2 separate regions of the Homo sapiens genome follow, and region 2 is linked to region 1. Evidence: read pairs that join two places in POLR2A ChIA-PET (ENCODE). Cell type or tissue: PC-9. All regions are shown on one strand. Links, peaks and the distances in the headings refer to the core of each region. The heading gives the core; the rest is flanking DNA.

What was found. ChIA-PET counts read pairs that join two places held together with the same protein. Peaks named below come from ENCODE experiments on the same cell type or tissue, not always from the same donor. Only the 100,000 strongest peaks of a DNase experiment are listed, where the experiment ranks them.
Region 2: POLR2A ChIA-PET joins it to region 1 with 7 read pairs; 1 of 35 experiments calls an interaction of 5 or more read pairs at or near these places.

The regions. Positions count from the first base shown.
Region 1 is chr22:35,651,379-35,659,295 of GRCh38, forward strand. APOL6 (apolipoprotein L6) reads left to right here. Exons shown (of 3, transcript NM_030641.4): 2 at 5,001-5,097; 3 at 7,237-7,917. The coding sequence starts at 5,048. Among named protein-coding and RNA genes, the nearest start is that of APOL6, 6.9 kb to the left of the region's middle. In PC-9, for the core only: no CTCF peak of the experiment used is centred there; a DNase peak (open chromatin) is centred at 5,033; H3K27ac peaks cover 2,027 bases.
Region 2 is chr22:36,051,567-36,059,487 of GRCh38, forward strand. No RefSeq gene overlaps it. Among named protein-coding and RNA genes, the nearest start is that of RBFOX2, 27 kb to the left of the region's middle. RefSeq lists an enhancer at 460-1,659. In PC-9, for the core only: no CTCF peak of the experiment used is centred there; a DNase peak (open chromatin) is centred at 5,605; H3K4me3 peaks cover 616 bases; H3K27ac peaks cover 4,832 bases.

The DNA of each region.
Region 1 (7,917 bases), core at 2,829-7,828:
TCTCTGTCACCTCCTCTTCTTATAATGACATCAGTGATGGATTTCAGGGCCACCCTGAATCCAGGATAATTTCACCCGGAGAAATGTATACATGTGCCATGTTGGTGTGCTGCACCCATTAACTCATCATTTAACATTAGGTATAACTCCTAATGCTATCCCTCCCCACTCCCCCCACCCCACAACAGGCCCCGGTGTGTGACGTTCCCCTTCCTGTGTCCATGTGTTCTCATTGTTCAATTCCCACCTAGGAGTGAGAACATGCGGTGTTTGGTTTTTTGTCCTTGCGATAGTTTGCTGAGAATGATGGTTTCCAGCTTCATCCATGTCCCTACAAAGGACACGAACTCATCCTTTTTTATGGCTGCATAGTATTCCATGGTGTATATGTGCCACATTTTCTTAATCCAGTCTAGCATTGTTGGACATTTGGCTTGGTTCCAAGTCTTTGCTATTGTGAATAGTGCCGCAATAAACATATGTGTGCATGTGTTTTTATAGAAGCATGTTTTATAATCCTTTGAGTATATACCCAGTAATGGGATGGCTGGGTCAAATGGTATTTCTAGTTCTAGATCCCTGAGGAATCGCCACACTGACTTCCACAATGGTTGAGCTAGTTTACAGTCCAACCAACAGTGTAAAAGTGTTCCTATTTCTCCACATCCTCTCCAGCACCTGTTGTTTGCTGACTTTTTAATGATCGCCATTCTAACTGGTGTGAGATGGTATCTCATTGTGGTTTTGATTTGCATTTCTCTGATGGCCAGTGATGATGAGCATTTTTTCATGTGTCTTTTGGCTGCATAAATGTCTTGTTTTGAGAAGTGTCTGTTCATATCCTTCGCCCACTTTTTGATGGAGTTGTTTGTTTTTTTCTTGTAAATTTGTTTGAGTTCATGTAGATTCTGGATATTAGCCCTTTGTCAGATGAGTAGATTGCAAAAATTTTCTCCCATTCTGTAGGTTGCCTGTTCGCTCTGATGGTAGTTTCTTTTGCTGTGCAGAAACTCTTTAGTTTAATGAGATCCCTTTGTCAATTTTGGCTTTTGTTGCCGTTGCTTTTGGTGTTTTAGACATGAAGTCCTTGCCCATGCCTATGTCCTGAATGATATTGCCTAGGTTTTCTTCTAGGGTTTTTATGGTTTTAGGTCTAACATTTAAGTCTTTAATCCATCTTGAATTAATTTTTGTATAAGGTGTAAGGAAGGGATCCAGTTTCAGCTTTCTGCGTGTGGCTAGCCAGTTTTCCCAGCACCATTTATTAAACAGGGAATCATTTCCCCATTTCTTGTTTTTGTCAGGTTTGTCAAAGATCAGATAGTTGTAGATATGCGGCATTATTTCTGAGGGCTCTGTTCTGTTCCATTGGTCTATATCTCTGTTTTGGTACCAGTACCATGCTGTTTTGGTTACTGTAGCCTTGTAGTATAGTTTGAAGTCAGGTAGCGTGATGTCTCCAGCTTTGTTCTTTTGGCTTAGGATTGACTTGGCAATGTGGGCTCTTTTTTGGTTCCATATGAACTTTAAAGTAGTTTTTTCCAATTCTGTGAAGAAAGTCATTGGTAGCTTGATGGGGATGGCATTGAATCTATAAATTACCTTGGGCAGTATGGCCATTTTCATGATATTGATTCTTCCTACCCATGAGCATGGAATGTTCTTCCATTTGTTTGTATCCTCTTTTGTTTCATTGAGCAGTGGTTTGTAGTTCTCCTTGAAGAAGTCCTTCACATCCCTTGTAAGTTGGATTCCTAGGTATTTTATTCTCTTTGAAGCAATTGTGAATGGGAGTTCACTCATGATTTGGCTCTCTGTTTGTCTGTTATTGGTGTGTAAGAATGCTTGTGATTTTTGCACATTGATTTTGTATCCCGAGACTTTGCTGAAGTTGCCTATCAGCTTAAGGAGATTTTGGGCTGAGACAATGGGGTTTTCTAGATATACAATCATGTCATCTGCAAACAGGGACAATTTGACTTCCTCTTTTCCTAATTGAATGCCCTTTATTTCTTTCTCCTGCCTGATTGCCCTGGCAAGAACTTCCAACGCTATGTTGAATAGGAGTGGTGAGAGAGGGCATCCCTGTCTTGTGCCAGTTTTCAAAGGGAATGCTTCCAGTTTTTGCCCATTCAGTATGATATTGGCTGTGGGTTTGTCATAGATAGCTCTTATTATTTTGAGATACGTGGCAAGGACCTTCTTGCTGTGTTATCCCATGACAGAAGGCAGAAGGCAGAAGGGCAAGAGGGCGTGTGCGAGAGAGGTGAAGGAAGGAGGCTGAACTCTACTACTACCCTCAATACTCACACCAATTTACCTTCTTCTGGTCACCAAAATATGTGAGTTTTTTTCCCTACACCAAGCAATTCTCCACTTCTTTATGAGAACAAACTTGGCATCCTACAGTTTAACTCAATTCTGACACTATCTCCTTGGAGATACTATCAGATCCCCCAGGTTAAGGGCTCAGTCCCATAAGACTGCCCCTACTTCAGACACCAGTTGTAAGTGGTGGGTCCCCAGGTTGCCCACAACTTTTGTCCAACTTGGTGACACATGGAAGGTTTCCACAACTCCCTCCTCAGTTTCAATAATTTGCTAGAACAGCTTGCAAAACTCAGGGAAACACTTATTTACAATGACTAGTTTATTATAAAGGATCCAACTCAAGAATGGCCAGACGGAATTGATGCACAGGGCAAGATATGGGGGAAGAGACATGGAGTTCCCATGCCCTCTCTGGGCACACCACCCTCCAGGTACCTCCATGTGTTCACCAACCCAGAAGCTCTCTGAACCCTGTCCTTTTGGGTTTCTATGGAGGCTTCCTTACACAGGCATGATGGATTAAAGAAACTATGGGCCATTTGTGGTTAACTCAATCTCCCGTCTCTCTCCTCTCCTGGAACTCAAGGGGTAGGGCTGAATATTCCAACCCTCAAATCACATGGTTGTTTCCCCAGACAAGCAGCCCCCCATCCTTGGAGGCTTTCTAAAGTCACCTCATTAACATAAACTCGGGTGTGGCTAAAAGGGGTCGGTTATGGTTAAGAAAAGATGCTCTTTTCACCTTTACTGCTCTCATCGCTCAGGAAATTCCAAGGGTTTTAAGAGCCCTGTGCCAGAAATGGGGATAAGAACTCTCTCTCTCTCTCTCTCTATATATATATATATGTATATATACACACACACACATACACACACATATATATACACACGTATATGTAATTATATATCTATATATAATTATAAATCACAATATCACAACATATTATGTTCTTGGGAATACAATTTGTACAAAGGGGCCTTGTAAATTACTGCTTTGTTTGGTGAAAATGATCCTTTAATCATTACAGTCTATGTGGTCATAATTGTGAGAGAACAGAATAAGCTACCCCCAGATATGCCTCTTTGGCATAGGGATTATTGAGGCGAAGGCAATTAAGAAGCAGCAGATGCAGGAAGGTTCTCTGTCCTCTCTCTATTTGCCTAAAAGCAAGATCTAAATTTACAAAGGTCTTTCTATCAAGGAGAATAAAGGTTAACCACTGAGAACTTTAGACCCTTATAGGCCTGGAGATGGTACCAGAGGAAGCTGCGTAACAAAACTTACTGACTAGTTTCTTTCTATCCTTCATTTCCTATTTATTTGTCTACCCACAATTTGGTGGCCCTCAAGATGCAAAGTCTTTTTTCTTCATCTTGTCCCTTCTCTAAAATTGTATAGTTCTTTGTTGAAGGTGGCTATATAAGCAGGGAGTTCCAAGCCACTCCTTTGAGAATTATTTATTCCCTGGTGTCTCCTACATACACTTAAGAGGTACATATTAATCCACTCCTGTTTGTTTTTCTCTTATGAATCTGTCTTGGGTTACAAGGATCCTAGCTGAGAACTTAGAAGGGCAGAGGGAAAATTATTTTTTCCTCTCTTATAATATCCATCTAAGGAATCACTTACCCAGGTCAAGATGGAGAAAAGGAGATTTCCTTGTACTTCCTCCTCCCAGTCAATAATCGCACTACCCGAGAAGAAACCTCGATTCTGACTTCTACAACCAATTCATTTGCATATTATTGAGTTTCATATAAATGGAGCCATTTGTTTGATTTCTTTCACTCAATAATAATGTCTGTGAAATTATTCCATGTTGTTTGGGTATCAGTAGTTTTCAAAATTGTTATTGCTATGTAATATTTAACTATATAAAAAAACTATAATTTGTTTGTTTATTCTTCTGTTGATTGATGTATTTGAGTTGTTACCAGCCCTTGGCTATGTATGGGAGGAAAAGTAATTTTTTTCTCAACCCTCATAAGTTCTTAGCTGGAACAGACTCCTGTAACCCAAGACACATTAACGAGAGAAAACCAAGCAGAAGCGTATTAACATGTCTATTTCATATGGACATGGGAGAGATCCAGGGATTAAATAATTCTCAAAGAGGTAGCTTTGAATTCCAGCTTCAATACATCTCCAACAATGAACAGTACATTTTTAGAGAAGTAGCAAGACAATGGAAAAGGGTTTTGAGTCTCCAGCAGGAGCAACTTGTGGGAAAGTAAGTCAATGTCATCTTTGGTGATCAAACTTTATCCTTCTTGTTAGTGAGGAGACAAGGGACAGCTTTACCTTTGTCAATTTATGTCTTGCTTTTAGGCAAATAGAGGGAGGGTGGAGAACTTTTCTTGTACCCACTTCTTCTCAATTACATTTGGCTCAAAATAATCCTTATGCCAAAGTGGCATATTTTGGGATGGTGTATACTGCTACCCTCCAATATAGAGGTAAAAATGTATTGAACTGACTATTTCACTGTATGCATTTATTGTATGTAAGCTACACCTCAACATACAATTTTCAAATAATAGTTTGCAAATATTTAGTATGCTATGTGGTTGTTATTTTGATAGTACATAATCCAAAATCCCTCCACACCTGAATTTCATAAGGTTTCATCATATGTGCAGTAACGTTGTTTTTCTACATTCCTGACCAGAAAATCATTTGACTCCTGGGGACACAGATTTGCTGCCACAGAGGCTGATGGACAACCAGGCGGAGAGAGAAAGTGAGGCTGGTGTTGGTTTGCAAAGGTAATCCAAAGGGTGTAGTCCCCAGGGAGAGGGCTGATTCTGTTGAAATGCTGCAGGCATCCTCACGATAAGGAATACATGTGCTCTGATAGGATTAGCTGTTAAGTGGGCCTTATCTTACCGCTGGTCTCCATTATGCATATGAAAATCTGTTCCCCTAGGGAAAAAAATACTTCATGGAGCTAAAGTAAATATTTTGGAGAGCAAGTCAAGATTAAGTCAGGCGCATGGCTTTGGGCAATAGGACTCCAAAGACAAAAATTGCTCCACTCTGGGGCCTCATCTCTGCAACTGTCTTGAAGACAGGAACTCCATTTCTTCAGCTCATATATCACCAAGGAAGGAAGCCATTTGGTGTTAACAAATTAATGAATTTAAGCCCAGTTGTCTGTAAATCAGCAGACGTAGCACCACCGGCCCCCTGCACAATGTGTGCAAGTAACAAATATTTGCTGAGTGAATTAGACGAACTCTATGTGTAATATGTCATGGAACTGGACTGAAATGTTATCCAATGCCAGTAGACATCACCAGCTGATACAGGATTCACTGGAGCAGAGGTGTTCACATGTGAGACGCTTGGTTTAATTAAGAAACACATGAAGTCAAGCTTCTGTTAGTTATCAACCATGCTAAAACCAAAAACTTTACAGTTCATACACAGTGGCGTTGTTGATCTTTGCAGCTACATATCTATTTGCTGTTTCTTTTTGTCTAGCATACCTTGAGGAAACACAGAGATCAGGGTGGGCTAACCTATGGCATCTTTTATGTCTGGGGTTCTTTGTCAGGGCCACCCCGCTTGCCTTCATCCCACCCCTTCCCCATTGCAAGCCCTGGTGACCTTCTGCTCTGTTAACTGATTTACACCTGTGGATTAATAGATAATTGTGCCTAAATTTATTAATTCATTAACACTTAAAACATATGCTCGATGGTATATTTAGTTTCTAATCTTTCCCACTGAGGAATTGTGTGCGTGTGTGTGTGGAAAGAGAGATTTAAAGATAAATACATTTATGGACATACATATACTTCAATGAGGAGGCCCTGACATCAACTGACAGGTGAGAGGAAAGGCAGAAAGCACCAAGTTTAGGACTCAGAGCCCACCCAATGCTCCATCTTTACCTTGCATGTTCCTTTGGGAGTGTCCTCTTTTCTCTCTGGGCTTGAGGCCCCCCACTGAATCATAAAGGAGGTGGCCCAGATCCTCTCCAGGCCTCCCTCCAGCTCTGATGTTCTTCTTTGGGCCAGGGCATCTGTTATCACCAGGCCTCCTCGGCTCACCCTGAAGGAAATGCACAAATGGCACCTTGCATGAGAAAATGCCCCAAGCAGCAGGCTTTGCTCTCACCCTGATGCAGCTCTGCCTTGAAGGTCAAAGCCAACTGGCCTGGCAAAGATCCCTTCGTACTTCATCCTGTAAAATGTTGGAGGAAGAGGGGCCTAGGTCTCTTTGTCCCAAACTTCTTCCATGAAGGACTAATCCCATCTGCTTGAAGGGTCAAGTAAAGCTGACCAAGAGCAAGGAGAGCATTCAGGACATGAATAATAATTTATCTCAACTCTCAATGTGCAACTCCTGATAGAAGCAAAGACACACCCCAGAGTAACCAGATTCGAGGTCATTAGAGTGGAGGATGTATGATGCAATATGGCCCCCTCCACCCTCCTACTCACTTCTACACATCTGGGACGCTCATCCCCTGCCCACCACCTTGTCTTCTCTTTCTCCTACTTTTCCCAGAACTCTCCCGCCATTGTTCCCAAGTTCTTTATCTTGAGTGGGGTTTTAACATTTCCCCACTGCCCCTCCTCTGCAGCAGTGCTGTGCTTTCTCTGAACAAGGCTGAAAACATACCTCAGGACTTAATTTTCCTTCCCCATTCCTTGACCAAGGCTGGGGTGATTCACATTTGTCCTTCCACATGCCCCTCTTATGTGTTTCTTTTTTCCATGGAACCAGTAGTTTTCAGCGAAGGCTGAACTACTCTACAATGCTCTAGGACTTTTCAGGGGATTTTGTAGGGAGGTACAGGGAGGATTCGAAGCTGAGAGTGGCAAGAATATCCAAGAGCCACATGGGTTTTCCCATCTGGGAAGCTGAAGCAAAATCTTTATTTCATTTCTCCTCAGGGATGAGGATGACGCTCCTCTGTGTGAAGACGTGGAGCTACAAGACGGAGATCTGTCCCCCGAAGAAAAAATATTTTTGAGAGAATTTCCCAGATTGAAAGAAGATCTGAAAGGGAACATTGACAAGCTCCGTGCCCTCGCAGACGATATTGACAAAACCCACAAGAAATTCACCAAGGCTAACATGGTGGCCACCTCTACTGCTGTCATCTCTGGAGTGATGAGCCTCCTGGGTTTAGCCCTTGCCCCAGCAACAGGAGGAGGAAGCCTGCTGCTCTCCACCGCTGGTCAAGGTTTGGCAACAGCAGCTGGGGTCACCAGCATCGTGAGTGGTACGTTGGAACGCTCCAAAAATAAAGAAGCCCAAGCACGGGCGGAAGACATACTGCCCACCTACGACCAAGAGGACAGGGAGGATGAGGAAGAGAAGGCAGACTATGTCACAGCTGCTGGAAAGATTATCTATAATCTTAGAAACACCTTGAAGTATGCCAAGAAAAACGTCCGTGCATTTTGGAAACTCAGAGCCAACCCACGCTTGGCCAATGCTACCAAGCGTCTTCTGACCACTGGCCAAGTCTCCTCCCGGAGCCGCGTGCAGGTGCAAAAGGCCTTTGCGGGAACAACACTGGCGATGACCAAAAATGCTCGCGTGCTGGGAGGTGTGATGTCCGCCTTCTC
Region 2 (7,921 bases), core at 1,247-6,246, 400 kb after region 1:
TTCAGATTTTAAAAATTAGTTCATTGGCTGGGGTGCGGTGGCTCATGCCTGTAGTCCCAGCACTTTTTGAGGCCAAGGCAGGCAGATCACCTGAGGTCAGGAGTAGAAGACCAGCCTGGCCAACATTGTGAAACCTCGTCTCTATTAAACATACAAAAATTAGTGGGCATGATGGTGGGTGCCTATAATCCCAGCTACTCGGGAGGCTGAGGCACGAGAATCGTGTAAATCCGGGAGGCGGAGATTGCAGTGAGCCGAGATCGTGCCGTTGCACTCCAGCCTGGGCAACAAGAGCGAAACTCCGTTTCAAACAAACAAACAAACAAACAAAAAATACAAAAATTATCCAGGTGTGGTGGTGGGTGCCTGTAGTCCCAGCTACTTGGGAGGCTGAGGCAGGAGAGTTGCATGAACCTGTGAGGCAGAGGTTGCAGTGAGCCAAGATCATGCCACTGCACTCCAGCCTGGGTGACAGAGCAAGACTGTCTCAAAAAAAAAAAGAAAAAATTTATTTATATTTTTGTAGAGAAAGGGTCTCACTATATTGCCCAGGCTGGTCTTGAACTCCTGGCCTCAAGTGATCCTCCAGTCTCAGCCTCCCAGAGTGCTGGGATTACAGGTGTGAGTCACTGAACCAGGGCTCTATTCTGATTTTTTAGTTAAACATTCCCTTGCACTCCTGTGCAGTTTTACTATCTATGTGTATCCATATCTTGTTTGGTTTTGGAAAACGAAGAAGCAAGCTCAAAACATGGTAAGTAAAAGGCAATATTGCTACTACTAGGTAAGGTTTCCTAGGAGAAAATGGGCCGAAAGTGTGGATCCACGGTCTGGCTCCAGCTGTCTGCAAGAGGGGCTTCCAGGGAAGTCCGTGGATATGGGGGCCTCTGAAAGAGCTGTAGGGTGAGCTGTGAACTGCAGTCTGGCAGAAAAACATTCAAGGAGAGGAGCCTGCTCCATTTTTTGGTTTGTTTGTTTGTTTCGCTTCTCCGCTCATTGGTCTATCTTCAGGTCTCTGGAGCGGGCCAAAGCTGAACACTAACACCAAGCTGAAACGCCTGCAGGGAGAATAGAAACTCTTCTAGCACCTGGTCAAGGCAAGTCAGCCCTAGACAACAGTTAAAACTCCACGTCTCTCAGCATTTTCTTCCTTGAACTCAAGCTAGGATCTTGGTGGTAACACCCAAACATGTCTGCCTATCTGCTGAGTCACAGGACTTCCTGGGGACTGGTTGGACTGGTTGCCCTCCCTCCACACTGTCTGGGGTATGACTGTCACTCTCTCATGTAGTAGACCTCTGGCTTACTGAACCCACATCTTCTCATTCCCTAATCTGTACTCTTTGTTTCAATGGAGCTTCTCCTCCTGTAGCTTGCCAAGAAAGCCTGCGTGGGAAAGTATTTTGAGATCTTAGATGTTTGGAAATTTTTATGTCTAAACATTTCAAATATTCATACCTGGTTAATACCTGCACTGATAATAGAATTTTACATTACAGATTACAGATCGTTTTCATTCCAACCTTTGACAGCATTGGGTCATCGTCTAGCCCTCAGTGTTGCTATGGGAATACTGAAGCTATTCTGATTCTGTGTTTCCCTCTCTGGAAGCTTATAGAATCTTCCTTTTTCCTCTCAGGATTCTGAAATTTCACAGCAACGTACCTTAACTTGGGTCTATTTTCATCCATCTTGCTCAGCACTTGTGAGGGTTCTTCAGTGTAGAAATATGCATTCTGCAAAATTTCTTGAGTTGATCATTAATGATTTCCTCCCCATTCTCTCTGTTCTCTTCTAGAACCCCTGTTATTCTGATGTTGGATCTCCCAGACTGGATTCCCTTCCTTTCTCTTCCCTTCCCTTCTCTTCTCTTCTCTTCCCTTCCCTTCCCTTCCCTTCTCCCTTCCCTTCCCCCTTGCCTTCCCTTCCCTTCCCTTCTCCCTTCCCCCTTCCCTTCCCTGCTTCTCCCTTCCCATCCCTTCTCCCTTCCCTTCCCATCTCTTCTCCCTTCTCCCTTCCCATCCCTTCTCCCTTCCCTTCTCCCTTCTCCCTTCCCATCCCTTCTCCCTTCCTTTCTCCCTTCCCTTCTCCCTTCCTTTCCCTTCCCATCCCTTCTGCCTTCCCTTCTCCCTTTTCCCTTCCTGTCCCTTCTCCCTTCCCTTCTCCCTTCCCTTCTCCTTTCCCTTCTCCCTTCCCTTCTCCCTTCCCCCTTCCCTCCTCCCTTCCCTTCTCCCTTCCCCCTTCCCTCCTCCCTTCCCTTCTCCCTTCCCTTCCCTTTCCTTCCCTTCCTTGACCTGCCCTTCCCTGCCCTTCCCTCCCCTCCACCTTTTATTTTCATTTATTTTCTTTTCTTTTCAGAGACAGGATCTCACTATGTTGCCCAGGCTAGTCTTGAACTCCTCCACTCAAGTCATCCTCCCACCTTGGCCTCCCAAGGTGTTGGGATTATAGGTGTGAGCCACCGCACCTGCCTTCTTTCCTATTTTCAGTCTCTTTGTCTTTGTTGCTCTAATTTCTCTTCTTTCTTTTGTTTTTTTGCTCTGTCACCCAGGCTGGAGTGCAGTGGTGAGATCATCTCCCTGCAGCCCCGAACTCCCGGGCTCAAGCGATCCTCCTATCTCAGTTTCCCAAGTAGCCAGGACTGCAGGTACATGCCACCATGCTTGGCTAACTTAAAATTATTATTATTTTTTTAGAGACAGGGCTTTTTTTTTTTCTGTTTTGTTTGTTTTTGGTTTTTGTTTGTTTGTTTTTTGACACGGAGTCTCGCTCTGTCACCCAGGCTGGAGTGCAGTGGCGTGATCTCAGCTCACTGCAAGCTCCACCTCCCAGGTTCACGCCATTCTCCTGCCTCAGCCTCCCTAGTAGCTGGGACTACAGGCGCCCGCCACCATGCCTGGCTAGTTTTTTTGTATTTTTAGTAGAGACGCGGTTTCACCATGTTAGCCAGGATGGTCTCTATCTGCTGATCTGCCTGCCTCAGCCTCCCAAAGTGATGGAATTACAGGTGTGAGCCACTGCGCCTGGCCAGAGAGAGGGCTTTTTTTATGTTGCCCAAGTTGGTCTTGAACTCCTGAGCTCAAGTGACCCTCTTGCCTCGGCCTCCCATAGTGCTGGGATTACAGGTATGAGCCACCGCACCCGGCCCTTGCTCTAATTTCTTCAGTGGTTCCTCAACTTGATCTTCCAACCCTTTTATTGATTTTTTAAAGCGTCAACAATCCTATCTTTAATTTCTAAAGCTCTTTCTAAATCTTTGAATGTTACCAAACGGAACCCTGTTTTTGTTTCAGTTGTGGGATGCAATAATCTTTTATCTCTCTAAAGACAAAATGATTTTTTTTTTTAACTCCATGCATGGTGTTTGGTGTCTGTTTCTTTTTTGTTTTTTGAGACAGAGTTTCACTGTTACCCAGACTGGAGTGCAGTGGTGCAATCTCAGCTCACTGCAACCTCCACCTCCCGGGTTCAAGCGATTCTCCTGCTGCAGCCTCCCAAGTAGCTGGGATTACAGGCACACACCACCAAGCCTGGCTAATTTTTGTATGTTTAGTAGAGATAGAGGTTTCACCATGTTGGCCAAGCTGGTCTCGAACTCCTGACCTCAGGTGATCTACCCGCCTCAGCCTCCCAAAGTGCTGGAATTACAGGCGTGAGACACCATACCAGATCCATGGTGTCTGTTTCTTCCTGGTTGCTTTGATCCTGTCTGGTCCTGTCTGTTTTGGTTTCTCTCTTCCATGTTCAAGGTTTTTCTTCAATGTGAGGTATTTCTTAGCTCTCTTCTCAATAAAAAGCTACAAAGTTAATTGGGAGCTTGAGCACCAGGCACCATCCACTCAAACTTTGCAGCAGGGTGGTCTGGGTGGCTATTTGCTGGGAAACCCAATCCAGTGTTCTTGTTTTCTCTTTAAGCTAGTCATCTTCCGGTCCTCTGCCTGGGGGGTAAGGGTTTGGTTGTCAGGGTCCCAGGAAACAAGCAGAGTGGCAGGCCTGGAAGGGTATGCGTATGGTGTTGCCACGTTCAACATTAAGATACATTTGACTCCTTTATCCCTGGCTTTTCTGAGCAGTACTCATGTCCTCAATGTGCCTGGCATCCCCCGATTCAGAGCAGCTTTGTTTTACCCTCTCCTGAGAATAATCTTCCAGACTTCCGCTGTGGGGGCGCGGGGGTGTGAGGTGGGAGGGGATCTAGGGGTCTAAGAGCTTCCTAAATAACTTCCCCCACCAGTCTTTCTTATTTTAGCACCACCATCACCCCCTTCACTCGCAGAGGGACCTGGCGCTGCCAGCTCTCTGTCTTTGGCAGAGTCTGTCCTGTCAATCGCATCCATGCTCAGCCTTCCCACGGCTGCCTGGGACTCATTTGTCAGGCTTTCCCAGGCCTGACAACCAGTGACCCCCCGTCCCTCCCCTCTTGTGGCCGTGCTTTCCCATCCTGCTTTTCTCAACATTGTGGGTTTATGTCTCTTTTTAAAAAAGTATTCCTCTTCCAGAAGTTTCAGTGAGGTTTCAGGAGGGAGCAAAATTAGACGCATATGTGCAATCTGTCGTTGTAACCTGAACTCTACCCTGCAATTCTGAAATCCGATCTGCTCCTTAAAATTTGGTGTGGGACTTCTCCATAGAGTTATGGGAATTCATAAGCTCAACGTGTGCCACTACAGACTTTGCTTCATGCGACCACATACCAGGCACTCTGCTGGAATCTGGGATACAGACGTGTTTAGGGCATGGTACCCTCCTAACAGATATCAGCTAAGCAGAAGAGGCGGACATACTCAAGGAAACATAATACAAGCCCACAATCCCTCACCCAAATCCTTGGGAGTCATATAGGTTTTAGATTTCAGGATTTATTAGATTTTAGAAAGGTAATATGGGCCATGATTCTCATGGTACTCCAGTGGGGCCTGCAGCAACACCTCAGTATCAAACACAATATTGCTGCAGTGAAATGTATGGATATTCACACTAAATAAGATTTTTTTTTTAAAGATGATAAATAACCTCACATCCATTCAGGACAAGTTTAAGAACTGAGTACGTTAATAAATAAGGTCCAGTTTTCAGTTTGGGGATGTCTGAGTTGTTGATAAGGTCCTGTGAACCAGAATGTCTTAGTCTCTCTGGCTGCTATCACACAATTCCTTAGACTGCATAATTTATAAGTAATAGAAACTCATTTCTCATAGTTCTGTAGTCTGGGAAGTCCAAGCTCAAGGCACTGGCAGATTCGGTGTCTGCTAAGGGCTTGTTCTGTGCTCCGTAGATGGTACCTTGTGGCTACATCCTCACGTGGGGGAAGGGGAAGACAGCTCTCTTGAATTAAAAAAAAGAAAAAATTAAGTTTAAAAATTTTTTATTAAATTATTTTTTTTTTAAGAGACAGGGTCTCATTATGTTGCCCAGGCTGGTCTCAAACTCCTGAGCTCAAGTGATCCTCCCCACTTAGCCTCCCAAACTGTTAGGATTACAGGCGTGAGCCACTGCACCCAGGCTTGAACCTTTTTTATAAGGTTACTAATCCCATTCATGAGAGCTCTGACCTTATGACTTAATCACCTCCTAAAGGCCCCACCTCTTCTTACCATCACACTGGTGACTAAGTCTCAATATATGCATTTTGGGGGAATACATTCAGACCACAGAACTCTATAATGTATTAAGTTTTATAAATGAAAGTTGTACAAAATAGTGTAAGTGTATACTGAAGGGAAAGGGGAGGCTTCACAGGGGAAATGATATTTGAACTAGACCTTGATGACTGAATAGGAGCTCACCAGAAGGGAAGGGGGCTTCTGGGCAGGGTGAGCAGCTCAAGCAAAGGCCCAGTGTATTAGTCCATTTTCATGCTGCTGATAAAGACATACTGGAGACTGGGCAATTTACAAAAGAAAGAGGTTTAATGACTTACAGTTCTGGTTGGCTGGGGAAGCCTCACAATCATGGTGGAAGGCAAGGAGGAGCAAGTCACGTCTTACATGAGTGGCAGCAGGCAAAAAAAGAGCTTATGCAGAGAAACTCCTGTTTTTTAAAACAATCAGATCTCGTAAGACCCATTCACTATCACAAGAACAGCACAGGAAAGACCCACTCCCATGATTCAATCATCTTCCACTGGGTTCCTCCCACAACACATGGGAATTATGGGAGCTACAAGATGAGATTTGGGTGGGGACACAGATCCAAATCATATCACCCAGAGGTTGGAAGCATGAAAGAATGCCACTTCTTGGCTGGAAGCAGTGCCTCATTCCTATAATCCCAGCACTTTGGGAGGCCAAGGTGGGTGGATCACCTGAGGTCAGGAGTTTGAGACTAACCTGGCCAACATGGTGAAACCCCTTCTCTACTAAAAATACAAAAATTAGCTGGGTGTGGTGGCTCATGCCTGTAATCACAGCTACTCGGGAGGCTGAGGCAGGAGAATCACTTGAACCCAGGAGGCAGAGGTTGCAGTGAGCCGAGATCATGCCATTGCACTCCAGCCTGGGTGACAAGAACAAAACTCCATCTCAAAAAAAAAAAAAAAAAAAGAATATCACTTCTTGAGCAACTAGGCAGCTTGGTTTTGGTTCTAGAGCCAGGTCTCTTTCTCTGCAGAATGAGTCTATTCTTCCCAGCTGAAGCATGGGCTTGATTAGAGATGGAATGGTATGAGAGACGGGGCTGGAGAGGTTGGCAGGGGCAGGTCATGGAGAGCTATCTGGGCCACACCAAGAAGTTTGGTGCCTGTAGGGCATCATTTCTCAAAGTGTGGTCTCCAAATCCTCTCAAGAAGTCCAAGAGGTCAAAATCATTTTTGTAACAATGCTAACATAAGATTTGCTCTTTTTATTTTGTTGACTTTTTTTTTTTTTGACACCAAGTCTCACTCTGTCACCCAGGCTGGAGTGCAGTGGCGCGGATTCTCTTGCCTCAGGCTCCCAAGTAGCTGGGATTATAGGCTTGCACCACCACACCCAGCTAATTTTTTTTTTTTTTTTTTTTTTTTGTATTTTTAGAAGAGACAGGGTTTCACCATGTTAGCCAGGATGGTCTCCATCTCCTGACCTCATGATCTGCCCGCCTCGGCCTCCCAAAGTGCTGGGATTACAGGTGTGAGCCAACACACCCTGCCTGACATTTTGAATGATGGTGCAAGAGCAATATTGAGTGGGGCCGGGTGCGGTGGCTCATACTTGTAATCCCAACACTTTGGGAGGCCAAGGTGGGTGGGTCACTTGAGATTAGGAGTTTGAGACCAACCTGGCCAACATAATGAAACCTCGTCTCTACTAAAAATACAAAAATTAGCCGGGTGTGGTGGCATGTGCCTGTAATTTCAGTGACTCAGGGGGCTGAGGCAGGAGAATCACTTGAACCTGGGAGGTGGAGATTTCAGAGAGCCGAGATTTCACCACTGCACAAGACTCTGTCTCGCAAACAAACAAACAAAAAACCCACAAAATAACATGGTCAGAGGGATACACTAGTTGACTTCTTGGCCTAAACTTCCTACCTAGACATTTCAAGATTCTTTGACAGTCTCTGTTTTAGGCATCAAATGTGCACACTGTAGACGTGCAAAAAGCTTTCTGTTGTTTCAAATGAAATTGAGTTTTGGGTGGGCTCGGTGGCTCACATGCCAGCACTTTGGGAGGCCAAGGCAGGTAGATCCCTTGAGGTCAGGGTTCGAGACCAGCCTGGCCAATATGGCAAAACCCTGTCTCCATTAAAAATACAAAAATTAGCCGCATGTGGCGGTGGATGCCTGTAATCCCAGCTACTTGGGAGGCTGAGGCATAAGAATCACTTGAGCCTGGGAGGCAGAAGTTGCAGTCAGCTGAGATTATGCCTCTGAGATTGTGCCACTGCACTCCAGTCTGGGTGATAGAGTGAGACTCCGTCTCAAAAAAAAAAAAAAAAAAAGTTT